3 separate regions of the Mus musculus genome follow, and regions 1 and 3 are each linked to region 2. A link is a loop called in an ENCODE intact Hi-C map of the cell type or tissue named here. Cell type or tissue: heart. All regions are shown on one strand. Each heading gives the region's core, and the rest is flanking DNA. Links, peaks and the distances in the headings are about the cores only.

Region 1 (10,548 bases), core at 2,518-7,517, 170 kb after region 2:
TGAGCTTTTTCACTCTAGACAGCAGGCCTGATCTGAGCTGAAGCTCCCAGACAGGGGGCTGCAGACGTTTTTCCTTTTAGAGACTGATCACCTTTACCCTTGCTGGGAAGACTGCCCTTCCAGGTCTGAGCACTCCCTTGAGAGCCCCCTCACTTCTCCCACCAGGAAAGCAGATGTTTACAAGTGCAAAGACAGCTGTTGCCTGTCTCTCACTCCGGGCACACACATCCAGGGGATACACACCGCCACATTCAGCCAGTGACACTGAGCTCAGTGCACCACCAGACTCAGCTCCAAGTCACGGATACAGTGATGGTGACAGGATGGCAAGTCCTGGTTCAGTGTTCTCTGTGTGCCCTTCTATTCATGTAGCTTACCCTCCACTACCTAGATCATAGGAACACTTTCAGGCACTCACTAATGGGCTTGGACAGGTAACAAACTTTCCCTAGTGAGAGTGGGCTTGGTGAGGGCCAGAATTTCTTGAAGGGCATTGCTTACCTTGCTAGCATCCACTAGGTATCCTCATCCTTCAGTATCTATATCCCCAAGGCCTGCAGTCACTTCCTTGTCAGATGTGGCTTGATACTTGTCTTTATTTCCTGGTAAGAAGGAACCCAGATCCCCACCCCCAGCCAGTACAGTCTCGTGCTTGGGGCGCCCCTTCAGACCCAAGGCAGCTCCCACCTCCAGCCCCTCCATTAGTCTGAGAAGGTATTGATTGCCTTGACTTCTGGAAGCTGAGTGTTTGGATCCCAGTGTGTGAATCTTTAAGAATTAATTAGCAAAGATTGCTCGGAAACACAACATGGGCCCGAGTTTTGATGCTGTCAGGTCACCCACTCTTATCATTCCCTCTTAATTAAGGTGCTATTTGTGGAAAGTGGAGGCACTTGCTCGTGTTTCATGGCCTCCCTGGCCTCCTCATCAGTTCGATGGTCTTCTATGGCTTCCTGCTTCTCACTCCTGTCCAGGGCAGCTGTGTCCTAGCTGGACAGAACATGGAGAAGACCATGTCCTCCAGCCCCAAGGACTACTTTGGGCACCTCGACCTATGTGACTGTCCCCATACCTGTTTGAGGACACTCACGATAGTCTCTGTGTCAGTGCTCTGCCAGCATGACCCTGTTGATCTACCTCTTTAGTTCTTGAATTCTCAGCCCCTTTTCAGGCCCTCTTGGACCTTGTACCTGCCTTCTGCTCCATCCTCCTCACCCCTCCCATCCCTCTACTCTGGCTCTCATTAGTCATCCTGTCTCTAACTAAATTGTAAACTTGTAGAAGTTTCCAAACACCCCAGGCAGGGTTAAGTATCCCCTTAGTCATCTTTGCTGGCCAATTCACTGTGGACTGAATGTATGAAAAGAAAGTTCCAGTATGTGGCAATACCTACTCAGCACCCATCTCTCTGGGTATCAAGTCCAAGGACTTGGCTAGGTGTATGGATTAGGAGATGGCTGTGCATCCTTAAGGACTCTTTTTCCATGGGTAATTCTCCCTGGACACCAACGGGCAGCCATTGTGCCTTGCTGTCTAGAGTCCACTCCACTGCCTTTTCTCTTCTCATCTGTTTTTTTTTTTTCTTGCTCTGATCCGTTCAGCTCTATCTCCAACTAGGTTCTCTCAGAGAAAGACTGTGGCACAAAGGGCCATGAGAGGACATAGGGGATATCCTGTTTACTAAACATGTGGCTGCTAAGGTCAGGCTGTGATGAGAGAGAAAGAGGGTAACCTAAGAAAATGGTTTCCGTGGTTTGGGGGCTTATGATCGGGCACCTGCGGTTTCTGCAAGTCACAGAAGGTTCTAGACCTCAGTGAAAGCCACACAAGCAGCAGGAATAAAAAGACCACAAAACCCAAGGCCAGATAGTCTGTTCTCAGTGTTCTACTGGTACAAAGGCTGAGGCATACCACATAATGACAGACATGTGTCATTATCAGGGTCAGTTCAAACAGCCTCATGTGGGGGGGTAGCTAGAAAGACAGGGCTGCTGCCTGGTTTTCTTAGATGCCCACCTACTCATGAACACCCAAGAAGGGAAGGGGCTGCCACACTCATGCCACCCAAACAGGCAGATCTTAAAAACAGAGCAGCCCTGACTTCAAGGTCAACGAGAGAGGAAGCTGTGTCTCTAGTGAGCGCTTCTTACATATCAGAGTCTTAGGTCCCCATTTTCCCAGGAAAAGAGCCGGGCTTAGGATGGAACAGTGGTATGAAGCCCAGCTGCACTGTCCCCTTGATTTTTCGTGCCCAGGGTCCTTTCTGTGACTCTTTCAACTGCTGCATAGTTTCAGCTGTGTACCAGTACAGCCCAGGCTCCTGAGGACTCACAGTTGACTGCAGAAGATGGAGGTGTTCTCAGTAGCCTTTCTCAGGCTCAGAATCACATGAGTGATGCTATCGCTCACTTGTCTCTATGGTTGAACCCTACTTGGCTTTTTACAAACTTGATTTTTATCGTTTCAAGGCTTTGAGCTACTTCTGGGTTCGCTCTGAGTAGCTTTGGATTGATTCCTCAGCCATCTCAAGACTCTGTATTCTACTGTGGCGCTCCATCATCAGTCAGGATAGGAATCCGAGTTGCAAAGGCTCTCAGGTATCATCCTGGCCCTGGGGAAAAGAGCTATTCTTGTATTATTGGTGCCTCTGTGCCATAGAGCAAGATACAAGGGTAGGAGATCTAGGGAGGGTTCAGAAGTTATCCTGCGCCAACAGAGACAATAGGAGTCTTTCAGAGGACTCTGGAGTTGGCTTTTGCACTAATTCTTAGAGGTGATGAGGAACCTCAGGACGGGATGTCATGGCTTGCTCTGTTTACATGTTCTCACTAGGTTTGTCTGCAGCTACCCTAAATAGTTCCTCATTTCATCCTGTGTTCTCCATTCCCACCTCCCTCGATAGCCTGACTTTCTGTGATGTTGTGTCGGGACTCTCCCCTAAGCTAGCGATCAGTATGGTCCTCAAGACCATCCCAGAGGCAGCCCCCCCCCCAACAAGAATCACCTGAAGTGGTCCCCACAGGAACATCAAGATGCTACAATGGACCAAGTGGCAAATGTTTACTCCAGTCCCCTTGGTCACTCTTTGGCAGTTCATGGTCTCCTCTGGTTACTTCGGGCTACCCTGCTGCAGGTCCTTGGTTTGTGTGTGTATTCTTTAGTGACATAGTGGATGCTGCTCCTGACATTTGAAGCCTGTTTCCTTTAGCTGGGAATGTCGGAATTCATGAGATCTAAAGTTAGGACCTACCGCCCACCCCTCAATGTTTAAGTACCAAGATAAATGCGGGCAGGCATCGGTTGACAAAATTTAGGGCGGCCACCCCTATTTTTAGTTCAGATACTTATAGAATGACACATGCCGACTAGCCCACAACTGGGAATCACACACCCTGATTCTGCCCAAATAAGGTGGCAGGGAATGTTAACCCCCAGTGAGAGTGGACCCAACAGGTGGACAGCACAAAGAGGCCTGGATGCCAGGGATGGGCTTTTAGCGGGTCAGATTCCAACAGAGATGGGCAAGTCCAAACTGTGCCTAGGGCTCACTCTTCTTGGCTCTCCTATGGCAGCCCTGCCCTCTTCCGCTGGAGGGGAGACTAAGCTACTTGATAGGGCCTTTACTCTTGTCTCCTCCCCCTTTTCAATTCTGGCAAGGAACATGCTAAGTAAATACTCTACCTCAAGTTTCCCACACCTCTAGCTCAAGAACCATGAACTCTTACAGAACTGGAAGTCACCTGCAGAGCAGGCCACAGGCTGGAGAGGCACAGAGAGCGGCTGCTGTGTTCATGCCCTCATCAGATCTATCTGCAGCTGTTTTAGAAAGGGCAAAGCATCAGGGCCCAAATGGGGTGTGGAGAGACGGTTGAGTGTCTTGATGTAAGTTCCTCTGAAAGAGAGTGCCTGCGTGCAGGATGCTACCTATTCACACTTGAAGGCTATGTGGGCCCCTTCCCCTGGAAGAGTCAAGGTCTCAGCAGGTCAATCGAGAAGGCCACAGCTGAGGTTATGCTCAACCTCCACACCCAGCTCATCAGGGACAGTGATGAGGTGCAATGCACATCTGTGCATGCAGGCATGCATACACACACACACACACACACACACACACACACACACACACTGTGTGTGTATGCATGCCTGCATGTGTGTGTGTGTGTGCACGCGTGCATGTGTGTGCATGTGTGTGCGTGCGCGTGTGTGTGTGTGTGCGTGTGCGTGTGTGTGTGCGTGTGCACGTATCTGTATGCTTGCACTTAGCCAGGATCATGGGGTTAGAGGTAGCAAGTGACATCTGCCTCAGGGACAGCAGCCATGACAATATCCATCCAAGTCCAGACTGTACAGGGTCTTAAGAGCCTGTGTTCCAATACTTTGCCACGCCCCAGCATTGCAAGAATGCCTGCAAAGCAGTGGGTGGAAGCTCCTGCTGGGTTTGCTCAAACTTCCTCCTGGGGTCTCACACACCCCGGGGCTGAGCAAGGCATCCTGCAGTTCATGACTGTAGGCAGACAAGACCTGCAAGGGCCATCCATCCTCTAGCTACTTTGGAGCGCTGGGGCCTTTGCTGAGGCTCTACAGTCCAAGAGGGACTCCCCCAGCTCGTGACCCTAGCAGGAGGCAGGTCACCTGCTGGATGGATCCTTACCCAGGGGCTCATTAGAGAGCAGAGTTAGACCTCCCAGTGAGATAGTGAGAGCAAAGGAGCTAGGGCAGATAGAGAGGATTTCTCTCCCTGAGGAGGGGAAAGGCTGCCGCCGAGTGGCCAGAGGGCTGGCTAGCAGGAATTATTGCTGTAGTGCACAGTTCCATCCGCTGCCTTAGGTTTGTCTCTATGATAATTCTCTCAGTGGGAAGGGAGGAAATCCTCTCAACTGGAAGATTCAGAGATTAGTGAAATGTCTCAAGGCTTAGAGGGGATCTGAGCACAGAACAGAAAGGGTGGTGTCTAAGGGACCTGCAAAGGGCTGAGCTGACCACAAAGCAGAGCTCCCAGCCTTGGGACTCAGCAGAAGGACCCCAGTGCTCAGGGAAAACAGGAACCTGGGTAGTATTGTTGACTAGGACAGGATCTGGGGAGGCCTGGGCAGGGCTTTGGGGCTCTGATGTTAGAGCTTCCTTCCATCCTCTCTTCCTGCTTCCCCAGTGGTCAGAAGCAGTGCATCTTCTGAGGCCTGGAGTTTCCTAGGCTTGCCCAGTTCTTGGAAAGAGATTTAGGCTTTGTCTCCTGAACTGCCAATCTGAAGCCTGTCATGGAGTCAGCCTGTCTCAGTCCTTTGTGTAGCGCTAGCTGAACACAGCGTGCTGAGTGTCACTGAGGGTCATCAGTGGTCATAGGGGAATGGAAAAGCTCTTTGCTGATTGGGCAGGCAGAGCCTCTGTCCCTTTTACCCCTAGGAGCTCAGGGCTCAGGGGGCCTCCTGGGAGCTCAGTGGGAAGGGCCGGGCCACCTGTTCCCTCCCATGAGAGACCCATTGAGGTGCATGAGAGGAGGCTGAGATCCAGTTGGTCATTGGCCTGAGTGGTGTGGATTTATGTCCCCACTGTTGCTATTTTTATTCTCTGGAGTTTCAACCAACTGCAGTCTATCATGATCTGAAAAGTTTAATAAGGAAAGTTCTTCCTTTTGTCTTAGCTCCAAACTTTGTCTCTGTAACTCTTTTCATGGGTATTTTGTTCCCTATTCTAAGGAGGAACAAAGTATCCACACGTTGGTCTTCCCTCTTCTTGATTTTCTTGTGTTTTGCAAATTGTATCTTGGGTGGTCTAAGTTTCTGGGCTAATATCCTCTTATCAGTGAGTGCACATCTAATGACTTCTTTTGTGATTGGGTTACCTCACTAAGGATGATATCCTCCAGATACATCCATTTGTCCAAGAATTTCATAAATTCATTGTTTTTAATAGCTGAGTAGTACTCCATTGTGTAAATGTACCACATTTTCTGTATCCAATCCTCTGTTGAGGGGCATCTGGGTTCTTTCCAGCTTCTGGCTATTATAAATAAGGCTGCTATGAACATAGTAGAACATGTGTTCTTATTACCAGTTGGAACATCTTCTGGGTATATGCCCAGGAGAGGTATTGCTGGATTTTTCTGAGGAAAATTGGATTTCAGACTGATTTCCACCCGGGGATCCATCCCATAATCGGTCACCAAACCCAGACACTATTGCATATGCCAGCAAGATTTTGCTGAAGGGACCCTGGTATAGCTGTCTCGTATGAGGCTCTGCCAGTGCCTGGCAAATACAGAAGTGGATGCTCACAGTCAGCTATTGGATGGATCACAGGGCCCCCAATGGAGGAGCTAGAGAAAGCACCCAAGGAGCTGAAGGGGTCTGCAACCGTATAGGTGAAACAACAATATGAACTAACCAGTACCCCCAGAGCTCGTGTCTCTAGCTCCATATGTAGTAGAGGATGGCCTAGTCGGCCATTACTGGGAAGAGAGGCCCCTTGGTCTTGCAAACTTTATATGCCGCAGTACAGGGGAATGCCAGGGCCAAGAAGTGGGAGTGGGTGGGTAGAGGGGCAGGGTGGGGGGAGTGTATAGGGAACTTTCGGGATAACATTTGAAATGTAAATAAAGAAAATATCTAATACGAAAGTTTAATACAAAAAAAGAAATGTAATTAGGATAATATATAATAAAAAACCATGAAATAGAAAAAAAAAAGAAATTCCTGAAATAAATACTTCATACATTCTAAATAACCTTTAATAGCATATTATCATAATCATTCTACTTTACTATTGGTTATTGCTACAAATATTTTTGAGTGTGTGTCTAGGTGTATATATGTAAGAGAGAAGGTGTATATAGGGTTTGGAAATTCGTGGTTTCAGGTGTCTGTGGGGAGTCTTGGGCTGTATTTCCCACAGGTATGGTACATAGCTTCTGGGTTCCCAGCACTGCTACCTTCTACTTGGCTCAATCTTTGAACACATTATTAAGTTCTCAATATCTCTATTTTCTCATTCACCAAATGGTGATGATCACAGGGCCCATGCCGCAGAGTGAATGTTATATTAAATATACGACCATCTGGACGGTATGCAACATCTGTCTCAGAAGAAGTGACTGAGGATTGCCAACATTCTCCAAGGCAACAGTCTGTGTAGTCTGTCTGTGGAGCCAATAGGGTACTAGTTAGTGGGGTCTCTGTCTCCAGGTTTGAAGGCCTGGCCTGAATCATGAGGCATCCCTGCATGGTGGCCTTCCTTCAGACCCTCCATCATTCATTCATTCATTCATCTGACATGTTGAGACTTCCTATTTGTCAGGTACTGTATCAAATGCTGGACACTCCTGTGTAGTCATTGGAGAGATCACCAAGACACTCTCAGTGGCCGATAGCTAGCTGAGAAGATACTAGCATGGCACCTGGTGTCCACAACAATACATAATTGTTGAGTTAATATTGACTTGGTCAGTCAAGTTAAAGGACTACAGGGCTGTTGAGGTTCCAAAAGCGGCAGCTCACCTATGTGTGGAGAGCCAGGGAAGAAATGGCATAGAACCAAGACCAGATAAAGGCAGAGAGGGGAGTAGAAGGGGCTAGGCCAAGGGAGTAGCCCAATGGCAGATGTCTGGGTAGACTACACAGGGTAGTAAGAGTGAACTGGATGCAGGCTGGAATCAGCACAGGGTCTTAGAAACTGCTCAGGAATAAGATGCTGAGCCCTACAGGATCTTGTACCTCAGCTGGGCTTTGAGGAAAGATTTAGCATCTCAACAAGGCCCGAGACCCTGTGACAGTCAGAAACCACTGAGCTTTTGAGGATAGTGGTCAAGGGGAAGAGGGTTTGGATAATAATGCCCCAGATGGAGTTCAGCCCGTTCCAACAGGCATTGAGCTTCTTTTTGTTATTTATAGTGTATATGATGTATATGTGAGTCTCTCTCTCTCTCTCTCTCTCTCTCTCTCTCTCTCTCTCTCTCTCTCTCTCTCTCTCTCTCTCTCTGTGTGTGTGTGTGTGTGTGTGTTTGTATGTGTGTGTCCATCCGTGTATGTGCCGGTGCATATTTATGTGAACACCAAAGGAGAACTGCTCTATCACTCTGCCTCTTTCCTTAAGACAGGGTTTCTTACTGAACCTGGAGCTGTGCTGGTGCCCAGTAAGCCCCACTAGCCATCCTCTCTGTCTCTGTCCTGCTACAGCACTGCATGTGTGTGACCATACCTCTCTCCCCTCTTTTAGAATCCAGATGCTAGGGATGGACCTTGGGCTCTTGTGCTTGTGAAGCAAGTTCGCTTACCATGGAGAAGCCTTGGCTGTGGTTTCTAACAAGGCTTGGGATTCTTTCTTCGCAGGCATTGGAGGAGCTCAAGTGTTGGCAACGGGCAAGCCTGCTGAGACTGAGATAGGTAGGTGGCCTCCTTGCTTGTTCTGCGTACGGATTTGGAGGGATATCTTGCAAAGAATTCCGGTACATGCTGGTGTGTGTTGTTGCTAGCCAGCACACAGCTTGCCCACAGGCCCACTGAATGGTCAAAATAGCTTTATTATGAGGATACAAGCTATCAAGGCCACCTCTGTATGCTGCCTGTCTCTAATCAGCAGCCCTAGCTCCCCCAATGCCTTATCCTGTATTTATGGACATTTGTTAGCAAGTTCTGCCATTCTCCCTGGTCCTCATTTATGGGGCTATGGACCATGACACCAGACAGAAGAACTGGTAAGGCCATTCATAACCCAAATAAAACTCATAACTGAGAAGGACTGGAGTTCGTGCTAGCTCCCGACAAGATTCTGGTCCTGTGTACATGACTAGGACACCCAACGAAGAGGACCACAACAACTGGTCACATCACAAAGCCCAGAGTTCTTCATGCTAATGAAATAGCTAGGGTCCCTGAGTGTTTATCCAATAGCATCCTTTCCTAGGCATCCCTTCCTGCAAAAAAGTATTTAACCTCTGGTCTACCCTGAGCGGCATGCATGCCCATCTGCCATGAATAAAACAGGTTGGGCCAGCAAAGACTGTCTTCTTCATCAAGGAGTGTCACAGGGGAGGCCTTCATCCTACTGAGTCAGTCCTAAGACTCCTGCAGAAGGTCCCTCCACACTCCTGGCACTCACTCTAAGCTAAGATGAACCCTCCCCACCCTCAGCCCCAGGCTCATCACTGGCCTGAGGGCCCATTCTCAACTCCTAGAAGTTCCCAGGAGCATCTGGGCGCCCAGGAGTTTTAGAACCACAGCCTCTGTCCCAGCCTCCAATTCTCACCTGGAGAAACACACACTGGGACCCCATTTTAGGCTGCATTTCGCCTCCTCCAAGTAGCATGTTGGATTCAATGAGCCCAGCATCCCAGCAGCGAGGAAGAAATGAAGACTAGCTCCCCTGCATTTTGCTTCCCTGTGACAGATCAGCAATGTTCCCACACCCCAGCAGCAAGGCTAACCACCGACCCACACTCATCTATATTCATCTGCCCTCTTCCCATAGTGGCTGCTCCTCCTCATATTGAGGCTTGCTTTACTAGCAAGGAGTAATCCATACATCACCCCCTCTAAGATAGCCCTGGACTCCAGGGCTCCCACACCAGTCCAGGCCACTTGTCATGTGACATTTCTGTGAGCTCTTTACCTGCCTTTCTCAGGAGACTCAAAGTTTCTTGAAGATAGGGCAGGTCCTTCCTCACTGACTTTTAGGTTCACCACATAGCAACAACTTTCAAATCCTTGATAGATGAGCTTACTAGGTAAACGAGGTAGGAGGGTGGGGAGCCAGAGGAGTAAGCTGCCTATCACCAGAGCTTGGGTGGCCAGTCCTGAGGAACTTAAATTCCCCATTCTGACGGCCAGAGAGATCAGGGCGGGGCTCTGAGGTTAAGAGAGGGGCTGAAAGTAGAGAATGGAAAATCAGGCTAGCAGGCAGGTTGCCATACAGAATGATAAAGAACTCTGGAAGGTCCCTGGAGGCTGACAGCTGAATCCTGAGTTCAATTCTTCCCTGTGCTTCAGATTTCAAATATGCCATCATTGGTATGGCAGTGGGAGTAGCCATATCTGCAGGTTTCCTTGCCTTGAAGATCTGCATGATCCGGAGACACTTGTCTGATAATGACTCTGCAGACCTGAAGAACACACCCCAGGGTAAGGGAGCCATGACAAAAAGAACCTGTACTGCTCTGCAGGAGAAAGGGTTGTCCTGTCTGTTGCCCTTTTGTGTTCCTGTGACAAAATACTGGAGGCAATCAACTTAAAGAGAGGAAAGGGATTGGGGCTCACGGTGTTGAAATTTTTGTCCATGCTCTATTGATTACTTTGGTTTGGAGTTGATATAAGTCATGGGTGTGGAGGAGGAAGCTGTTTCCTCTCAGAGAGAAGAAACTGGGGCTCTACAATCCCCACAAGGACATTCCCCAGGGCCTAAGATCTCCTAGTAGGTCCTGAGCACAATGGGCTATGGAATAAGCCTTTAACATATGATCCTTTGGTTGTTCAAGACCTGAGCCATAGAAAATGGTGTCCTGTGAAGTCACCTAATGGAAGACATTGAGGGACACTGATGGCAAAAGACAGAGCAAACCCA
Region 2 (10,548 bases), core at 2,614-7,613:
GGGGTGATGGAAGGTCTTGCCACCATGATGGCTTCAGGGCTTAGATTTGGACCTTACATGCTCTCCCAACTTGCTGGACCAAGAGATGTCCTTTTATCCTGTGAGCTTCTGAACTAAACGACTTAATTTTGCTGTCTGCATTTTCCAGATATCTTCATCACTTCCCTGAATTACTAGAGAAGATTGCTGAACCCCTCTTCTGGTCTACTCAATGTCACTGTCACAAATGTGTGATTTCAGAGACTCATACAACCTCATTTTAAGTGGCATGCCAGTCTCTGTTGTCATAGCTTCAAGTCATCTTTTTCTAAACATTTTTTGAAATTTTATTTATTTGTTTATATGTTATGTCTGCAGGCACACAAACAGTCATATTATATAACTTCTGTCCATATTAATGTGTGCTTTCACTTGTTCAAGTGTGAGTGGAAGCCAACAGTTATCTTCCTCAATCACTTTATCTTATTTTTTGAGACAGGGTCTCCAGTGGAACCTGGGGTTCATCACTTCAGCTGGCAAGTGAACACCTGGAATGTGCCTGCCTATGTCCTCCAACACTGAAGTTACAGACACGTCCCATTGAACCAAGCTTTTTTGTTGCTTCTGTGGTTCTGGACTTAGGTTCCTCTTCCTACTCACTGGGCTCTCTCCCCAGCCCTCAGATAACCTTTCACACAGCTTTCCCTAGTATTGAATGATCTTGGTTACTATGTGTTTTGAGTTTTTAAAAAAGCTGTTTATATAATTTTGTCTCCTCTATATCACCTAATAACATGTTTGCTGTTAACAGTCACATTTTTTTTTCTTGTTTGTGACAGCCTTTTACACCAGACTTTTTAAAGCCAGAAATGCATGTATAAGACCCCGAAGCACCAGGCAAAGGTTTTGCATGGACGTTTCCTGGGCATTGTATGGGACTTGGGCCTGAATTTTCCTTACTAGAGCTTTTTGTTAATTAACCACTCTGGAAACAGGGAGGATAACCTTCACTATTGTTATCTCAAATTCTCAGAAGTGTTTTGGCCCAGGGAGCTGTTTGGGATGATGGCCTGTGGAGACATCAGTGGTCCATCCATACTGCAGGATTACTAAGAAATTGAGAGTTAGTTTTATAGGGATCCTATATATGGAAGTCATTGTTTTCTTTATTTAAAAATGGCTATGAGATTTCAGGGAGATGTTGGCTGATGGCAATATAAATGAATGTATGTGTGTACCCAGCAATTTGGAGTGTCAGTCCCCTTCCCTAGAGCAGTGACAGGACTCTGCTGAAGGAAACCATAAGGCACAGTGTGGCCACCACAGAGAGGAAGGCGACTTTTACCCGACTCCTTCCTTTGTGGTTTGCCTCTGTTGAGACAGCTTATGGCATTATGGTGTCACAACAAATTTCCCATCAAGTCACGTTTGAAATCATGCTCACTGACAAACCAGGTCTCACTTTGGACAACAGGGATCACTGGGCACAGATGCCAGATTCTACATGTCTCCCTGCTAAATGCCATCCTGTTACCATTGCTTCCTGTTTGCTGTTGATACTATCACAGAAATCTCTCTCCTGTGTGTCTCATCTGCTTTTCCATCCTGGCTGGTCACATCTTCAATGCATTACTCAGGGCTGGGCCGGGCCAGGCAGGGCCGGGCAGGGCAGGGCTGGGGAGGGGAGAAGGCTCTTTTGATGTCCCATAAGCCATCCTTCACTGTGCCAAGGCTTCGCTCCTCAGTCCCTGGATGGGCTGTTCAGGTGTATGTGAGTTCACTTAGATGCCTTGACCATCGATGGATGCTTCAGGAGCTCTGTGGTCAGTGTTCATCTCAGAGGCAGTGCCCTACTTCATGGTCTCATCTATAGGCGTGCACCAGCCTGATGTAATGTGGCCTTATCAAAGACCCACCAGGCCAGTAGGGTTGAGAGCACGCGTTATGGGTAGGCCAGTGTAGGGTGCCCCCCCCGGGATTTTGGGGTTCCTTAGTTGCTGTAGGAATTTGAGGAGCTTTAGCAGCCTCTTTTGGTCGTCATCATTCTGGACCAGTTGGACCCACCCTTTGATCCTAACTGTCTTAAACTTATTTTCAATTATGGTAAAGTTTACTTAATAAATGTTATTCCCTTACCATGTTAAAATTTTTATTTTAATTAATTTAATCATGGATGTGCATGTATATCCACGTGGGGACATATGCATTGAATGCTCTTGGAGACCAGAGGGTGTCAGATCCTCTGGGGTTGGTGCTCCAGGTTGTTTTTAGCCACCCGGGAATCGAACTTGGGTCCTACTGCAAGAGCAGGCTGTGCTTTTAGCTGCTGAGCCAGCTCTCTAACCCCTTAATTACCTTTAAGTGTACATTTCAATATTGCTAAGTATACAGTAATCCCTGGATGTGCATGAGATCCACCTTCCTCAATTTAACCAGCTACAGGTAGGAATTGTTTGGAGAAACATGGATCTGTGCAGACCAGGGAGACACGTTTTTCTTGGGATTATTGCCTAAACAATACAGAAGGACAGACACTTGCCCAGCACCGGTATCACTCAGAGATACGGGAAAGCGGGTGAGAGATGCTCATGGGTTCTGTGCAAACACTACCACTTTATTATAAGCGACTCTGGGGTCCTTGAATTTGGTGTTGCGGATAGTTCTATATGAGTGCTGGTGTGTGTGTGTGTGTGTGTGTGTGTGTGTGTGTGTGTGTGTGTAACTGTTCACTTTGTTAGAGCATTGAATCCTTTTCATCTCATAAAACTAAAACTGTATCAATTAAACAACAGCCCCTTGATCCTGCTTGCTCTAGCCACCAAGAGCCAGTATTCTGCTTTCTGTCCCCATAGATTTGTCTATTACCTTGAATGCATCCTGTGACTGAAACCCTGTAGTCCTGTCTTCCTAATGACTAACTTCACTTATCAAGTCCTTGGAGGTTCCCTCTTGTTATGACATGGCTCAGTGACTCCTTTCAAAGAAAAATGTTTCTCCATGGTGTGTTTTTAATCATAGGGCCCCTTAGAGGTTTTGGCTTCGTTTGGTCCTCAGTTTCCCTGTCTGTCTGGGGTGGGGGTGGGGTGAGAACCAGGCCACAAACTGGGTACTGAATTGTTTTTCCTCACCTCTAAATCTGGGGCTTGAGGGCTAGGACTGAACTTACTGGTGACTTTCTTGGGACCATTGTTGGTGCCATCTAGGGAGTATAGATTTGTCACTTTTGTACTTTACAGAAGGTGTCACCGGAGTCACAGATCACCTACCTCATGGGACACACTTGAGCAAGTCCTATCCTGTGGCAAACTAGCTTCTCTAGGGTAGCCCAGCACAATGGCTGCTTAAGGCTGAGTCTGCTGAACCTGAGGCTACAAGCCTCTGTGGAACTTTGAGCCTGTGTGTGGCCCTGGGCTCCTGCCACCTGGCCTCCCTCAGTGGTGCTGAGCCATCTGCCATCTGCTCTCTTCTAACCATTCATTATCAAAGAAGGTTTCTAGGTCTAAATGTTGTTTATGATCGCCATAAAAAAGTGTAAACATTACAACTGAGAAAACTCACAAATTCTCTGCCACCCTTCTCCCCAAAGGGATCACCATTGTTAATGTCCCGTTCTCCTTACATCCTTGGTTTCCTTGTGGGGAAGGGGACCTGGAGAGGAGAAGGCCTCCAAGGGAAGGTCCCCAGATCATGGTGTCAGCACACACACACACACACACACACACACACACACACACACACACACTTGCACACATGCACACACACATATACACACACACACATGCACACACACTTGGGTGCACACACACACACATGCACATACCTGCACACACACACACATGCACATACCTGCACACACACACACACACACACACACACACACACACACACACACACTTTCCAGCAGAAGCTGAGCCTTTGCTGTGATGTCTCCTTATGACTCCGGTGTCAGCACACCGCTTTGTCTGTGTGAAGCCACTGGGAACAGGAAACACCCAGGACTTAGGGCTTGATCAAATGCATCACAGGTTTGATGCCAGCCAGGCAGCAAGGGTTGGGAAAACTTTTTTTCGAATTCCCTTGTGCACTTGACCTTAGTGATATCTCTCCACCTCATCTTGGTAGCTGTTACCTGTGTATCAGGTCTTCATTTGAAAACTAAGGCAGAAATCCATAATTAAGGTGTCAGAGGGGCTGCTCCCACCTCTGTAAGGCATGGATCCTCTCGTGGCCATATTGGAGAGGAGAGGGGATGGTGAGTGGGGTCCAGGGGACCTTCTCATTGCTTTAGAGCAGAATGAGCAATGAGGGGTAAAATGCTTGAATATGCTGAAGAGGAGGCTGGCAGGTTGCCTGGCCCTAGCAGTGAGCAGCCAAGCTTGTCATTGGGAAGGGGGAGTGGAGGCCTTCCAGTGCATGTAGAACTGACACTGCTTAGCTCTGCCCTTCCCTGCCCCCCCGCCCCCCCCCCCCCAGCTTGTGTCTGTGAGACATGGGTCTGCAGGGCTTTGAAGGCAAAGTGGACACTGGCATTGCACCTGGATTAGTGCTCTGAGGTGGTCTGAAGTGGGGGACTTCCAAGTCATGCTCTGACAGGAGAAAAATCATCTTATAAGCACTTGTGGGCATGTCCAAGATGGCAGGTGAATCAGGGACACAGGAGACTCTATTCTTTCTGTGGTTCTCAGCTCTGGCTTGGGCCCCTTCAGGAATTCTCCTGCACTGTGCCTCATCTTTGTTAGTCAAGAGGCAACACTTGAGTAAGAGTAAGAATACAGGTCAAAGGTCCATGCTCAGTGTATTTCCAACAACTACTTCAGAGCCCCAGACCTCAGGCCTTTCAGCCCTTGGACCATAAGCAATAGCCAACAGTTCTTCCCATAGAATGGCCAGATCCAAAATGACCTCAGAAAGCATTGTTTTTTTTCTCAGCAACATTACAGGCATTTGGAAAGGATTCTTGTAACTGGAGAGATAATCGGTTTAAACAGCTAGCACCCCTTTGTAATGAGCTGCTGAACACTGAACCTTGCCCAACTTCTCCCCCATGGCAGGCAGAACACACTCTCGTTTTCTATCCCATGTGGTCTCCCCCACCCCGTGTGGTCCCTGCAAGGTCATGCTTCACAAAGATTTGATATTCTTGAATGGAACGTGCTCTGGTCTCACAGTGAAGTTAGAAGTGGTTTTGAGCTAGCACATTGTTTGGCACCTGACAGAGTGCTTGGGTATCTAGCAGTGCCTCACACTGAGTTGTTAAAGATGCCTTGGTACACAGTTTGGGGGTGTGGGATGACTTCATCAGACCCTCATAACAATCTTGTGATATATACATATCATTCCATTTTACCCAAGTAGAAGCCAACATTTGAGAAATCAGTATGTTGGACTAAGAGGTGAGAGGACCATGACTAACCAGGTCTCCCTGATGCTCTGACTGTCCTTTGGATTACCAACTGGATGCCTTAAGCCATGCATCTTTGGGAGACCTGTGATTTTTGTCTTCAATCTAGTATCTGAAACCCAAGAGAGTCAATGTTTCTCTTTAGGGGCCCAGCCTCCTCCCCAGCCCAAAGAAAGAGAGTATGGACACTGATAGAGCATGTTGTTCTCCTTCCTCTAGGGGGCCCACTGTGCTCTTGCTGTGTCCCAGACCCGATGGGACTCTCCTTCCTCCCCACTTATGGCTGCCAGAGCAACCGCACGGCCAGCGTGGCTGCCCTGCGCATGAAGGCCCGCGAGCATTCAGAAGCTGTCCTGCAGTCTGCCAACCTCCTGCCATCCACCAGCAGCAGTCCCGGCCCTGCTTCCAAGCAGGCGCCTCCAGAAGGCAGCCAGGACAAGACCTCCCCAACCAAGGAACAGAGCGAGGGAGAGAAGAGTGTATGAGGGTCCAGAGGACCCAGCCGGGAGCCCTCCCCACCCCTGCTTCTCTCAGCCTCAGCCCTGCCATCCTCTGAACCACAAGGAGTAGCTGCCTCCTCAAGGACCTGGCAGGGGAAGCGAGACCTGCAGCTGGTTGAGAGCTGGAGAGTCCCTCTAGAATTCTGCTGGTAGGCTGTGTTGTTCTGGCTTTTTCTTTGGTGACATTTCCTGATGGCTCTTAGTGGCTCTGGACACTGCTCTGTAATGCGGCCCCTGGATTTTTTTGTCTTGTTTTGTTTGTTTGTTTGTTTGTTTTAGGCCAAGCAGTCTTGGAGCAAAGCAGATTAGTTCTTCTCGCCAACCTTCTTGAGCTATCTGAGAAGGTCTTGTCAATTCCAGGGGCCATGGCATGGATCATTCCTGAAAGATGCCCAGAAGTGGCATCTCATGACAGGAAATGAGTCGCTCCCACATTGCTTAAAACCACAGAACTGATAGGCTATCAACCAGTTCTCACTCTCTTCAGTCAAGACTGTCAACAGCCCCTTTTCTCTTGTTTAAAGGTATTAGCTGAGGTTTTGGTTAGGAAGTGACAAGATATGGTCACAGTGGTCCTGATCCTAGCAGGTTCCCCTGGCCCAGTCAGACAGGTTGTCAGTTCTGTGGCCCCTGGGAGCGGGACTGCTATCCTGATACTATGTGTGTGGAGCAAAAGTGGGTTCCCTGCAATTAGAGTGTCCACTTGCAGGCCCCGCCTCTCTTCAGAAGAGTGATGGGAAGTTCACTAGTTCAGAACGTAGCTTTATGGCCCACAAAAGGACAAGAGCCCCAGAAGTGGGAGGAAATCCCCAGGAAGGTCCCTGAAATATGCCCAGAGGAGCCGCCTGTCTTCATGTCCCCTGTATGTAGAGAGGGTGACAAGACAGGAAACCCAGTAAGATGACTCCGTGTGGCGGAAGAAAATGAAATCCAAAGGGCCAAATTTCATAGAGATTTCTGCCTCAGTCTAGTGTGGCTGTGTTCTTCCATGCAGATGGTGACCTCGGAGAGATCAGAGGGAGATGTGCAATAGCGTGTGCCCCTCTCCTGGCCCGGTCCTGCAAGGGTTGTGGTTGTTGGTGGCTTTTGGTGATGATGTTTCCACACAAACAGCCATTGCTTTCATGAAGGCTGTTATCGTTTCAGTTCTGATAATCGAGAGGCCCCGCTTCCAGGCCATCTGCCTCCCCTTAGCTCTTCAGAAGCGCCCCTCCCCTGTAATACTCCTCAGTGTATCGTGCCTCACTTACGGTTATGGCAATGCATCTGATGGAACACACTGTCTCCATAAAAAGGAAGAAAAAAAAAAAAGAAAAAAAAAGAAAAAAGAAAAAAGAAAAAAAAAAAGCCAGGTCCTTGTTCTTGCTGTATTTTGCTTGTTGAGTACAAAGATGAAGCGATTTGCCAAAAAGTGGCCAAGTTGCTTCCATTTCCCTGTAATTATGAAGGTTTGGTTGGGCGATGTATGCTCCAGCCCTTATGCACACTAACTCTTCAATCTAATTGTTTGATTAAACTCGTATTTCCTCCAGAAAGGTACATAAATAAGTGAACTGTTGGGCAAATTAAGAATACTTAACAGCATTGCATCCGAAAAGTAGTTATGCTGATTAAATTTTGTGTCCTTGAGGACTTTCAGGAAATTACTTTTGATCGTCAATAACACAATTAAGTAAACTACACACACATTAGCATGAATAATTGATAAGAAATTATGTATTACCACGAAGCACTGATTTAATAATTCATGACGCGACACTCCAGTGACTGTGCAAAACTGGATCACATTGAAAAGTCTGCCTGACGTTCTGGAAAGAAAGGAAAAACAGCGAGAGCCAAACCTCTGCAGAGATATCTGAGCACTTAGTTCTGATGTACAAAGGGCAAAAGTAACCGATGCATGATGTCGTTTCTGTTCCTTTAAACACCTGAATAAATTTAGACTTTAAAGACCTCCCTTGACTTCTCTTTCTCCTTCTTGGTTCCCGATCCCTAAGCTTCCAGGCTGGGTGGAGTCTGTGCTCTCTAATACTCCATTTTGGCCAGCTTGCAAATGGAAATGCTCTTGAAGCTTGCAGGAGGACTTGGAAGCCTCCGGCACAAAAACCTTTTAGCAGATGCCGGGGCAAGCTGGAGGCCCCTGTGTGAGCCAGAGCTCTCCCTTAGGTCTTCAGGGCTCAGGCCACCTGCCCCACCTTGTCCTCATCGGGGCCATCATGGGTGAAGTGCTCTTTGAAGCAGTTATAGTTGGAGCCCCCGTGGGCTGTCCAGTCTGCAGAGATTCATAACACAACTATAAAAAGACATCCAGCTTTGGTCTGGGAAGGAGGTTCAGGCCCAAGGGATTGATTGATGATTAATAACTATTATTAATTTATTAGTTGAAACTTTCCAAAGAGCATGTCTTAATGCACTGCAGATTATGGTAATAGAGCTTAGAAGCCACCGCAGCCATGATAGGGACAGTGGCTGGCCTTGGTCAGGGTGATGGTCCTGGGAAGGGGAGCAACAGCTGGGCCACATGGAGTCATGGTGGGTGACCTGGGCACCAGACGTTGGGCCATTCCCAGGAGGTTTCTCTCCTCCTTCAGTCTGCATTTTATTTATAGGCTCCGGTGCAGGAGCCTCTCTGCTGGGTAGAAAGAGCTTTGTTACACACCAGTCCCATTGTCTGGGAATTCCACAGGGTTAGAGCATCACCCCACAACACCCCATTCACAAGGTAAGTACGGCTTGAGTACATCCCTCTCTGAAAATCCCTAGTCTGAAAGGTTCCCAAACCCTAGAGCTCTGGAGTACTGACATTGCAGAAGTGAAAAATTCCATTCCATACTTCATGCACAGAATCGCTGAAGCAAGTGTAGAAAGGCCACAAGATGTGTTTATGAAACACAAAATCTGTGATTTTTGTTGGAGTCCTTTCCCCAAAGCATGTCATTATGCTTACGAAAACAAAACAAAACAAAACAAAACATTCCAATATCTGAAAATGTCACAGATCTCAAAAGCATCTGAGAGAGTCTACGTCTATTCTCATTTAATAGATAGAAGGATAGTAAGTAGGGCAACTTTGTTGCTTTGCTTGCTGTCTATGGACTCTGGCCTGAACCTCACTGGGTTCAGCCTAGCAGAGCAAAGGCCAACCTGCTTGCTCTTGGTCTACCCCTGGGCCAGTAGGCTGGCCTTCTGTTGTGTGCATGTCTGTCTTGGGACGGACCCAGGAGGGATTTCCTGCCCTGATGGTGTGAGAGTTCCTGGGCTCCTCAGATGGTTTTTCTAGGGAGTTTACCACAAAACAGTCTGGTACTCAACCAGTCTACATGGCGAAGGCTTCACTGGAAAGTGTGAAAGTGTTGCCAGCTCAGAGCCTTACTAAGCTACACATTTTACATGTTTGAAATCCCAGCTCTTTTTGACTGTGTGGCTCTGGTCAGTCATCTAACCTCTCTATGCTTTAGTTCATATGTTACCATGACAACGGGCTTGTGGGGTTCTTTGAAGGCGATGGTTGAATCCATTTCTAAATGGTGCCTGCTAGAGAGGAAGTACAGGGTGAAGGCCACTTCTCTTCCCACCATGCCTTGCAGGGAGTGGGGCTGGAAGACGTTTCTTGGTTGGAAACCTTGGGTTCTCCAGAAGGGAGAGTGCAAAGGGGAATCAAAGAGCTCACCAGACTCCTTTTTCCTGCAGAATTCATGGAAGAGTAGGACTTCCAGAAGGAAGCACATGACTAGGCTTGCAGTTGGCCCTCAGCATGGAGAAGGTGGGGACAGTGTTCAGGGGCAATGAGGACACCTGAGTCCAGCCTCTCGGTTTTGCTTTAGGTTGAAACCAGTAAGTCAAAAGGATACCAGATGACGTCAGACTCACACTGGACTTCAGGGGGCAGGTATCAAGAACCAAGCACTTGAAGGGGTCTCTCCTTTCTGCTGCTCTCTGCCTCTCTCCCCTCCCCGCCATGGCAGCACAGCCCTTTAGCTTCTCCCCTCCTCAGACTTATTCACCTGGGCATTGATTGGTTCCTGGTGGTTTTGAAAGTTTGCCCAGACTATGTGGGCAGCAGAACGGATCAGTCCAGCTAGGGCCCAGCAGATGTGCAGGATCCATGGAATGTGGCCTATCAGGGCTTAAAGAGACATTCCTTAAAGAGAAAGCTTCAGAGAACCATTTATAAAATGGCAGTTAAGGGCTCCGGATGAAGCTCAGAGTGTTTGCTGTGTATGCAGGAAGCCCTGGGTTTGATTCCCAGGACCACATCAAAGTAGGTGCTGTGGGGCTTGCCTGGCCAGCTTTCAAGAGTTGCCAGCCAAGAATCAGTGCTTCAAGGTTGTCCTCCACTGCACAGCCAGTTCAAGGCCAGCCTGGGCTATTTGGCCCCCCACCCCTTATAAAAAGAAAGAGAACAGCTTCAGACAAGGCTCCACTCTGTGGGGACACAGGAAATCTACCCTTACAAACTTCAGCTTGGTGTTTTTCAAGGCAGGACTTGATCACTGCTACAAATCCGTATAGAAGCATGGAACGTGTAGTGTGCCTGCCCAGACCCAGGAGGCTCACGGTCCCTGTGGCCATGAAACACCCAGCTGTTTCTATGAGCGGTTCTCAGCTGCCCACCTATGTCCAGATGGCCCTCCCAGTGACAACAAAGCTCTTGCACGGGAGGGTGGA
Region 3 (10,548 bases), core at 2,679-7,678, 95 kb after region 2:
CGGGGACTCCCTCAGTGGAGCCCTTGCTCAGTTTGAGTATGGAGCACTCCTTGGGTGTTAAAAGCTTGGTCTCTAGCTTGGCACTGTCGAGGTGAGGACTCAAAAGATGTAGAACCCAGTGGGAGAATTTCTAGTCCTTGGAAGTATGAATACCACATTCTTATTGGAGGCTTGGAAACAGTGAATCTGCCCTTTCATGGAGATTTTATAATTTGATCCATCTTAGGTATTTGTTATAGTAATGGAAAGCTGAATGTGATAGTGTCTTAATTTACTTTCTAAAGACTATGATCAAAAACTTGGGGAGAAAAAGGCTGGCTTTTATGTTCCGGTCACAGCTCATGAAGGGGAACCAGGTAAGGAACTCAAGGTAGGAACCTGGAGGCAAGAACTGAAGCATTTGCATCTCGTGGCTTGTTCAGCCTGCTTTGGTGTAGAACCACCCACCCACAGTGGACTGTGCCCTCCCACATCAACCATCAATCAAGACAATGTTCCACCTACTTACGACCGTTTCTCAATTGAGGTTCCCTCTTCCCAGATAATCATGCCTTGTGTCAAGGTGACAAATACCTAAATAACACAGATGGTTAACACTCACTCGCTATTTGAAAAGACGTAGAATCACCCAGGAGACAAGCCTGTGGGCATGCCTGGAAGGATGTTTTCGGAGAAGTCTAGCTGAGGTGGGAGACACATCATGACTGTGGGTAGCTCCGGCTCCTAGGCTGGGATCCTGACCTGAATAAAAGGGAGAAAGAATGAAACAGAAGCTTCCATCTCCCTCTGTAGTTAACCTTGCTCATCATCCCATAAAAGCTTATAAAATGATAATTATTTAATTGCATATTTGATCTACACAGTATATTTTATGTATTGTATAATTATCACTATCGTAATGAACGGTGGCTAATTCTTCTGTAACAGAAGTCAGTAGCAGAAGGACTACATAAATATCTTTTCTATTTTACTTCAAGATTCTGTTGAGAGGCTGGGAGTGGAGCTCAGTAGGAGAGCACTGGCATTGTATGTATCAGCAGACATAGAGACACAGACACAGACACACACAGTGACACAGGCAGAGACGGATGAGGACACACACACAGAGACACACAGAGACACATAGACACACAGACACAGACAGACTCACACAGATAGACACACAACAGACATACAGACACAGATACACACACAGAAACACAAACATACATTGGACATCTCACCAACCTCTTCTCTTTGTTTAGGGAGGTTGACCTGGTGATGAAACATCACTGCTTTGGGGAGAAGCTCCTCATCCTGCCTCAGAGACTCTCGCTTAAGGAGAGGCCCAGCCCACTCTCTGGAGGGTAAGGATTCCGGTAAGAACGCTTCAAAGCATTGTCCTTTGATCTTCAGGAAAGCCGGCTGTCACAACTACAGTGTTAGAGTCTGTGTCATAGCAGTTGTCTCCCCAAACCTTTCCTCTTAATCTGTCCCATGTCCACTGCCCAATTACTACTGTCATACACGATACTTTTCGGAAAGTGAAGGATTTCTCTGCAGTATATCTTGTCATTGTATTGGATCTCAATTTTCTATACACTGAAAACAAAATAACAAAAACCCAAACCTTTGTCCAAAGGACTGAGTCAATGTGGACTTTATCAAGCTGGTCAAAGGTGGAGGGTTTTATTTGGAGCATGGCAACACTGGGCTGTCTATGGCCAGGTTCCCATCTTCTGGGGCTGTGCTCACATTTTTAAAGCTTAGATGTGAAGAAATGGAATTATTAAGTAGAGAGACATGTTTTGAGGCTCCCAAATTTGTGCACTCATTAGAAGTGTTTGTTTGCTGGTTTGTTTTAGAAAGAGTCTCACTATGTGTCCCTGGCAGACCTAGAAAGCTCTGTGGCCCTGAACACAAGGAGATCCACCTGAGTGCCAAGTGCTGAGTGCTGAGTGGTAAGTGCCGAGTGCTGAGTACGTGCGCCACTACACCCGACCAGAGCCTGTGTTACTGAATTGTCATACTCAACCTTAAAACCAAGAAGAAAGGAAACTCCATTCCATTGCCACCGCAGTGCAGATGGAACAGCCAAAATTTGCAATCTACTCACCGTGCACTGGGCCTTCAGGTCCGGTCTGTGCTTCTACTAGTGTCTAGATTTTTGGTTGGTTCTTATCTGACTTGGGACAGTTCTTTAAATAATATGACAATTTACTTTTGTGTGTGCTAGCTGAAAATAATCTCTTTCCAGCATGTCCTAGCTGGACTTTCATTTTCTTTCTTTTTTCTTTGAGTGTTAGAGATAGAACCCAAGGCTGTCTGGGTAAAAACACCTGCTGTACCAGCGATCCATATCCTAGGACCCATGTTCTCACCTCTACTTGAAGTGAGGTATCTTTGATACTAGATGTACACAATCTTTATAGGTAACATGACTTAGTATGTTAGCATTTTCCCGTGTGCTGTTTCTGTTGTTGATTTTGCGAGCATGGCCACACCCCAGTTGCAGTAATTACTGACATGAGTTTATTTCTCCCATCCCCGAGGTTTCCTTCATAAATAAAAATACTATTTGTTGATTCACCCACTCCTTCCCCCTTGTGTGCGATGTTCCCTCTATCACTCTCTGAGTCTTACACGTCTTTGACATCCCTTCTGTGAACGCTTAGCCTGTTCTATTGATCTGTTTGCACATTCTCCTGCCAATGAAACACTTAATGGTTGGAACTTCACAGCACACTTTAGAATTTGGCAAGCCGACTCCCCCTGCTTTTGAAAACTGCTTCCAACCTTTCTCACTTGTTTATTTTTTTAAGTTTGGAATTATTTTATAAATACTTGTTTCATTAAACGATTCCACTGGTATTTGGTAGGGATTCTATTCACTGTGTAATTGGAGAGCAGTGAGCACTGGCTCACTCTTTTCATCTATTAGTGCCTATTAATGAGACTCTATGGCAACTTAGCAATATACTTGCAATGTCTCCTCTTCATATATTAAAATATTATTTTATAGATCCTGCTAACATTTGTCAGTTATTTGTGTTGCTGACACACATGTGCTATGCTGTTTTTTTTTTCTGCTTTCAATATTTAGTCTGAAACTAGTTATCATGAACAAGTCACTATTTCAGCAAATGGGAGGCTGAGGCAGGGGGATTGGGAGAGAGAGTTCATGGTCGGCTTGGGCAAGACTTGAAAGCAAAGCAACATCATCAACAACAAAACAAACCAACCAAACGAAAAAAAAAATCAAATGAACAAAAAGGAGAAATCTATTAGTCTAGTATGAGGCAGTCATTTTGATACTATGCTGGTTTTATGGCTCTGATTCACTACACAGCCCAAAGTCTCTGTCATTCACTCCCATGGTGCTGGTCACTAATGGTGCAGAATAAATGAAGCCATGAAGCCCCTGACACTGACCTCAAACAGATCCTTCCTCCCTTTAAACTGCTTGTCTTATGAATTTTGTCACAGCAACAAAAATTCTAATGGATGCGACTTTTAAATTATTATTGTTTGTATTTATGATAGTCTTGATTTGTATTATTTATTTATTTATTTTTATTTATTATATTTTCTTTAAATACATTTCAAATGCTATCACGAAAGTTCCCTATACCCTCCCTTTTCCCTGCACCCCTACCCACCGACTCCTGCTTCTTGGTCCTGGCATTCCCCTGTACTGGGGTATTGATTTGTATTCATTCTTCTTATTCTCAGCAATCTTATTGATTTATAATTTATTGACCAGTTTTGTTGAGTCTTGGTAGTTTATAATTCTGTCGACTGTAATGACATAATGCTTAGCTTGTCCCCAGGAAGCATCCTGTTTCTTTTCCCCAGACCATACTGTGCCAGCCTGGACCACATGCTTGTGCTGTTTCACCATGGTGGTAAAGACTTCCTTCCACTTCCTCTCCTTTTCTCTAACTGTCTCTCCCTCTCCCCCTCTCCCTCCCCCTCTCCCTCCCCCTCCCCCTCCCTCTCTGCCTCTCCCCCTCCCTCTCCCTCTCTGCCTCTCCCTTTCCCTCTCTGCCTCTCTCCCTCTGCCTCTCTCTCTCCCTCCCTGCCTCTCCCCCTCTGCCTCTCTCTCTCTCTCCCTCTCTCCCTCTCCCTCTCCCTCTCTTTCTCTCCCTTTCCTTCTCTGCCTCTCTGCCTCTCTGCCTCTCTGCCTCTCTGCTTCTCTCCCTCTCTGCCTCTCTCCCTCTCTCCCTCTCTGCCCCCCCTCTCTCCCTCCCTCCCTCCCTCCCTCCCTCTCTCCCTCTCTGCCTCCCTCCCTCCCTCTCTGCCTCCCTCCCTCCCTTCCTCCCTCTCTGCCTCCCTCCCTCCCTCCCTCCCTCCCTCCCTCCCTCCCTCCCTCCCTCTCTCACATGAGGACTGGGGTTTGTTGCCTGCACACATATACAAGCTGGCTGTGGTGGCACATGCTTGGATCCCAGCTCTGCAGAGATAGAGATAAGCAAGTCCTCAGAGCTTGTGAGTGTGGCTGTGTGGACATGTGTATACCTGCTCGTGGAGGCTGAAGGTCAACATCCAGTGTCTGACTTCATTTTTGTTCCTCTTTCATTTTGGAGACAGTCTCTCACTTAACCTGACATTCACCATTCTGGCTAGACTGGCTGGCCAACCAGCTGTAGGTATCCGTCTCTTTCCCCCCCTCCAGCTTTGGGGCTACAGATGCCCAGTTTTGTATGTAGGTTCAGGGGACTTGAATGTAGGTCCTCATGCTTGCTTGGCAGGATCTTTACCCAGTGAACTATTTTGTTTTCTGCCCATATTTCATTATTTTGGGGCTGGATTTTGCTCTGTTCCTTAAGTTGAGACTCAGGTGCTGTCCCTGCCCAGCCCCCCTATAGCTAGGAGCACAGATGTGAGCTTTTATGTTTAGGTACCACTATGCTTCCCACCCCCCACTTTTTCTATGTCTCATTTAAAATGTAATAAAGCTCTCTACTAATCATTATTTTGTATCTTCTTGTTAAGTTCCATTTAAAGGGTACCAAAGCCATCCACTAATGAACTATTTTGTAGTAAGGTTCAATTTTGTCCAACCCAGAGTGTTCCATTCAAGTGTGTGTGCACCAGCTTGTGACCACCCATGTGGGTGCAGGTTCAGGTCAACCTCAGGAGTTCCCCATCTTTTTGGTGTTTTTGTTCTTTGGGACAGTTTCTCTACACAGTGGTAGCTGTACTGAACTCACTGCGTAGATCAGGATGGTCTCAAATTCGGCCTCTGCCTCTATGGAATGTTGGATTAAAGCTACCACGCTTGGACACACCTTGTTTTATGAGGCAGGGTCTTTAGCTGGTACATAGAGCTCACTGATCAGGAGGCTGACCAGCAAGCTCTGAGGACCTGCTTATCTCTATCTCTGAAGAGCTGGGATCCAAGCATGTGCCACCACAGCCAGCTTGTATATGTATGCAGGCAACAAACCCCAGTCCTCATGCAAGAAAGCCAACTTTGTGTTTAGTTTCAACCATGCCTTTTTAGTATCTGTAAATACCCACATTTACTCCAAGTCACTGAAGTACTGTTGTATTTGATCTATTTTCTTACATACAGTCATTTTTAAAGTAAAGATTATTATATTTTTACTATGATATTGATTTTCTAGCACCTAACAGAATTGGCTACATATGTTTCAGGGCCCTGTACAAAATCAAAAAGACGGGAGCCCCATTCAAACATTATTAAGGAGTTCAAGGTGGTCACACCTGAGGTTAGGCCAAGCAGAGTCTATGTTTCTGCACAGGATTAGGCGAAGGAAGTTCATGCCTTGTTTTGTTTTGTTTTTTAAATTTATACACAACATTAAAGTGATCTTATGTGTGCTATTGGTCAAGTTTTAATTTCAAGGTTATGTTAACTAACTAAAATAAAATAAAATAAAATAAAATAAAATAAAATAAAATAAAATAAACACAGTACCTTTCCCACCCTCCAGTAGTGTTTACTTGACAGGGGAACTAACCATTCCTGGGAAATATGCAAGGAGCATGCATGTCGGCATGGCCGTCTGAGGATGGCATTCTTGGAAAATTCTTCTGAAAAAAATTTCTTAAAAAGTTCCACGTGAGGGTCTGGAGAGATGGCTTGGCAGTTAAGAGCACTGACTCCTTTTCCAGAGATCCTGAGTTCAATTCCCAGCAACCACATGGTGGCTCACAACCATCTGTAATGGAATCTGATGCCCTCTTCTGGTGTGTCTGAGGGCAGCTACAGAATACATTTAAAAAAAGTTTGATATGAATATCATTGCCACCTGGGGTTAATAGGTTTCTAAAAATTGATTTTAATAATTAGATTAATTATTTGGCAGTTTAATATGCCTGCTTTTTTCTTCCTGTAGTTAGTTTGCATGTGAAGTTTTACAGCTGCAGTGGCTTTTCCTCAGTCTGGAGCTGGTTCAAGTACACATCTGCTCTTTTCTTCCCCAGCCTCTAAAAGATTTCTGGGCAGGCTGGCCACCCTCTCCCTGCTAGCAGGTTCTCTTCTGCTCCTTTGTATTGCTTGTTGCATTGATAACTACTTTTATTCTGACAGCTTCTACTTACCTCCTTGTATGCTTTTTGTTTGCTAGTCATACTTCTGATTAACATTGGTCTCAGATTTTTGAAACATGTGTGTGTGTGTGTGTGTGTGTGTGTGTGTGTGTGTGTGCATGTGAGTGCAGCTTGCTCCTGGAGGCTAAAAGTGCCAGTTCCTTCGAGCTGCAGTTACAGGTGTTTGTGAGCTGTCTAGGTGTGTCCTGAGAGTTGAACTCAGGTAGTTGCTAGAGCTTTTAGCCTTTCAGCTATCTCTCTGCCTCCCTAGCTTTCATTTTTAAAGTATATAATTAAAGCACTTATATAAAAGGATCGCTGAAAGCCTGTGTAGATGGCTCAAGGATAAAAGTGATTGCTGGGAAAGCCAGATGACCTGATTTCAATCCCTGGAACTCGAGGCAGATGGGAGGCAGAGCCAGGAGAACTGTCTGGAAGCTCATGGTGAGCTAGCCTAGAGTATGCACTGTGGCAGAAACAACGAGGGAGACCTTGCCTTAAGAGAACCTACTCCCAAAAGTTGTTCTCTCTCTCTCTTTCTCTCTCTTCCTCTCTCTGTCTCTCTCTCCTCCATCTCTCTCCATATCTCTCTCTCTGTGTATCTCTGTCTCTCTCATACTCAAAGGCAAGATTAGAAAAGGGATTAAACGATTATTGTGGTATTATGATTTGGATATAACATGTCCTCCATAGACTAAGTGGTTTAACACTTGACCCCAGCTGGTGGTGCTGCTTGGGAAGGTTGTAAAATCTTTAGTGGGTGGAGCCTTGCCAGAGGAAGTGTGTCAATAGGGCTGGGTCTTGAACATAGCTGGTATTACTTCCTGTTCATTCTCTGCTTCCTAAGTATGTATGCAAGGTGACCATACAGTCTCCTGCCCGTGCTCCTGCTCCTGCCTGTGCTCCTGCTCCTGCCCCTGCCCCTGCCCCTGCCCCTGCCCATGCTCCTGTGATCATGTCTTCCCTGTCTACCTGTCTTTCCCACCATAATGGAGTATTCTTCGGAACTGAAGCCAAAACAAACCTTTCTTCCTTAGTTGCTTTTGTCAAAGTATTTTATCACAAAACAGAAGATAAATGAACATAGGGCTATAAAAAATATGATTTTTTTCTGCTTCTATGTGTGATCTCTGAAATTCCATGTTTTGTTTCTCCCTAAGAATCAATAGTTATAAATCTGATTTCTATGATCCATTAATCAGTTAAGATCTCCTAACTAACTTTTAAACATACATTTCATTCACAGTTTCTCTTCTTACTATATTTCAGAATCTTGAATGCATACTCTCTACCTTTTTTGAGTTTTGTGTCTCTTGTATAAATGTTGTAAGATGCTTGGTAAGTCAGAGTAGTTTCTGTTTGGGATCCAGCCCAAGATTTACCTGTTGTTTCAACCTGACTAGCTATTCTCACAGTGTTTAGTCCCCTTAATTTTGTTTAGCTTATCATTTGCAAATGGTTATCAACTGAAAATTGCTTCTGGGTTAGGGATGGGGACATGCCTCCACCCTAACTGGTACAGACCCTTGCAGGCTCTACGCATGCTTTCTCAGCCTTTGTAAGGCCATGTCTCCATCAATAATGTTGATTTAGAGGGTCTTGATTCCTCGGTGCCCTCTATCCCCTCTGGCTCTTACACGGTTTCTGTCTCCTCTTCCACAGGTTTCCCTGAAGCCTGAAAGGAGGTATTAATGGAGACATCCCTTTACATCTGGGTGTTCTAAGGTCTTTCCCTTTTGGTATGATGTCTGGAAGTTGGTGTGTCTCTGTATTTGCTCCCATCTGTGGCAGGAGGAAGCTCCCGTGATGATGGCTGAGCAAGGCGCTGATCTATGAGTATAGTAAAATGTTATAAGGAGTCATTTTATTTCAAAGTAACTTTTTAAAAAACAGTAGTAGCATTTGGCTTTATCTTAGGCTCCCTGGCTATCTAGTTTCAGGTTCTTAGTCTCCCAAGCAGTGTCAAGTATGGGTTCTATGTCATGTAATGGGTCTTCAGTTGAATCAAATATTGACTTGTTACCCCCACAAACTTTGTGTACCATTGCACCAGCCTATTTGAAGGCAGGTCTTCATTGTAGATCAAAGGGTTTCAGCTATTTTGGTGTTTCTGTTTCTCCTTTGGTAGTATTCAGAGTAACTTCCTACACCAAAGACACCAGCACATGGTGGTGAAAGCTCTATGTAGACACCAGCTCAACCTCTCCATACTCAATGAGTTGTGTGGGTGTTGTCCTCAAAAATGGAGCCTTGCTGTCAGCTTGTGGAAAGCCATTTATAGTCTTGACAACAGCTTGGGTTGTTTGGGGTTTTCCATGTGACACCTTTGGCCAGCCATACAATTATATGTAACCCAATCCTGGTACTGAAAGCTCTATTTGGTGACAAAAGATGGCCAGGTGGGGTTCTGTCTCCTTCCTTTTTTTTTTTTTTTTAGCAATTTTATGTAGATAACCTTTATATATGTATCTGTTTTAGGAATTTCTACCATGTTAGGTTTCCACACTACCCTTTAAATGGCTTTTAATTTTATCTGTCTTTCCCTATATTTTCCCTTCACTCCTCCTCTCCCTCTCCACTTGATTCTTCTATTTCAGTCTCCACCACTGTATCCATCCATACCTCTCTATTCTATTTCTCTCTCCTAGGAGATCTGTCTGTGCTCCTGGTCACCTACTCTACTCTACTGTACTCTACTCTATACTCAACCTCTGTGGTTCTATGGATTGTAGCCTGGTTATCATTGACTTAACAATCAATATCCACAGGTAAGTAAATATTTGTCTTTCTGGGCTTGAGTTACCTCACTCAGGATGATTTTTTTTCTAGTTCTATCCATTTGCCTGCAAATTTTTTTATTTCATTTTTTAACTGGCTAAATAATAGTCCACTGTGTACAAGTACTACAGTTTCTTTATCTATTCTTTCAGTGAGGGACATCTAAGTTGATCTCAATTTCTGGCTTAAAAGAATAGAACAGCAATGAACATAGTTGATTAAGTATCTCTGTGGTAGAATGAAGCATCCTTTGGGTATTGCCCCAGAGTGGTATATCTGGGTCTTGAGGGAGATCAATTTCCACCTTCCTAGGGAACCACCACAGTGATTTCCATAATGGTTGTAGAATTGGCACTCCCACCATCAGGGGATGAGTGTTCCTCATGTTTTCCCATTCTTACTGACTTGAGTAGCCACTTGTTTTATTAATCTTCCTTATTCTGACAAGTGTAAGATAGAATCTCAAAGTAGCTATGATTTACATTTCCCTGATGACTAAGGATTTTTTTTTAACATTTCTTTAAGTATTTATCAGCCCATTTGGGCTTTCTCTTCTTAGAATTTTCTGTTTAGATCTGTACTAGAATTTTAATTAAGCTATTTGTTTTCTTGATACCTAGTTTCTGAGGTCCTTATGTATTTTGGATAGTAGTCTTCTCTTGGATGTGTAGCTGGTAAAACTCTTTACATGTTCTATTGATGGATGCTTCTTTGTTGAATGATGGTGTCTTTTGCCTTACTGAAGCTTTTCAGTTTCATGAGGTCCCATCTATTAATTGTTGATTAGTTCCTATGCTAATGGTGTTCTGTTCAGAAAGTCTTTTTCCATGCCAATGAGTTCAAGCCTATTCTCCACATTCTCTTCTAATAGTTTCAGTGTATTTAGTTTTTTTTTTTCCATTTTTTATTAGGTATTTAACTCATTTACATTTCCAATGCTATACCAAAAGTCCCCCATATCCACCCACCCCCACTCCCCTGCCCACCCACTCCCCCTTTTTGGCCCTGGTATTCCCCTGTACTGGGGCATATAAAGTTTGCTAGTCCAATGGGCCTCTCTTTCCAGTGATGGCCGACTAGGCCATCTTTTGATATATATGCAGCTAGAGTCAAGAGCTCCGGGGTACTGGTTAGCTCATAATGTTGTTCCACCTATAGGGTTGCAGATCCCTTTAGCTCCTTGGCTACTTTCTCTAGCTCCTCCATTGGGAGCCCTATGATCCATCCATTAGC

The links. Peaks named below come from ENCODE experiments on the same cell type or tissue, not always from the same donor. Only the 100,000 strongest peaks of a DNase experiment are listed, where the experiment ranks them.
Region 1: it touches region 2 in a loop (2.2-fold over the local background); 3 of 42 quality-filtered maps call a loop at or near these places.
Region 3: a loop joins it to region 2, with 2.8 times the contacts of the local background. A loop is called at or near these places in 3 of 42 quality-filtered maps.

What each region holds. Positions count from the first base shown.
Region 1 is chr14:32,796,803-32,807,350 of GRCm38, forward strand. It overlaps Tmem273 (transmembrane protein 273), which reads left to right. Exons shown (of 5, transcript NM_001163616.1): 2 at 8,322-8,375; 3 at 9,978-10,109. Among named protein-coding and RNA genes, the nearest start is that of Tmem273, 16 kb to the left of the region's middle. In heart, for the core only: a CTCF peak has its summit at 4,769; no DNase peak of the experiment used is centred there.
Region 2 is chr14:32,623,136-32,633,683 of GRCm38, forward strand. Prrxl1 (paired related homeobox protein-like 1) reads left to right here. Exons shown (of 7, transcript NM_001347590.1): 7 at 5,600-7,834. The coding sequence ends at 5,865. Among named protein-coding and RNA genes, the nearest start is that of Prrxl1, 29 kb to the left of the region's middle. In heart, for the core only: a CTCF peak has its summit at 5,597; no DNase peak of the experiment used is centred there; H3K4me3 peaks cover 460 bases; H3K27ac peaks cover 591 bases.
Region 3 is chr14:32,717,790-32,728,337 of GRCm38, forward strand. Gm28651 (a long non-coding RNA gene) reads left to right here. Exons shown (of 5, transcript XR_874509.3): 2 at 1,245-1,346; 3 at 1,845-1,940. Among named protein-coding and RNA genes, the nearest start is that of Gm28651, 38 kb to the left of the region's middle. In heart, for the core only: no CTCF peak of the experiment used is centred there; no DNase peak of the experiment used is centred there.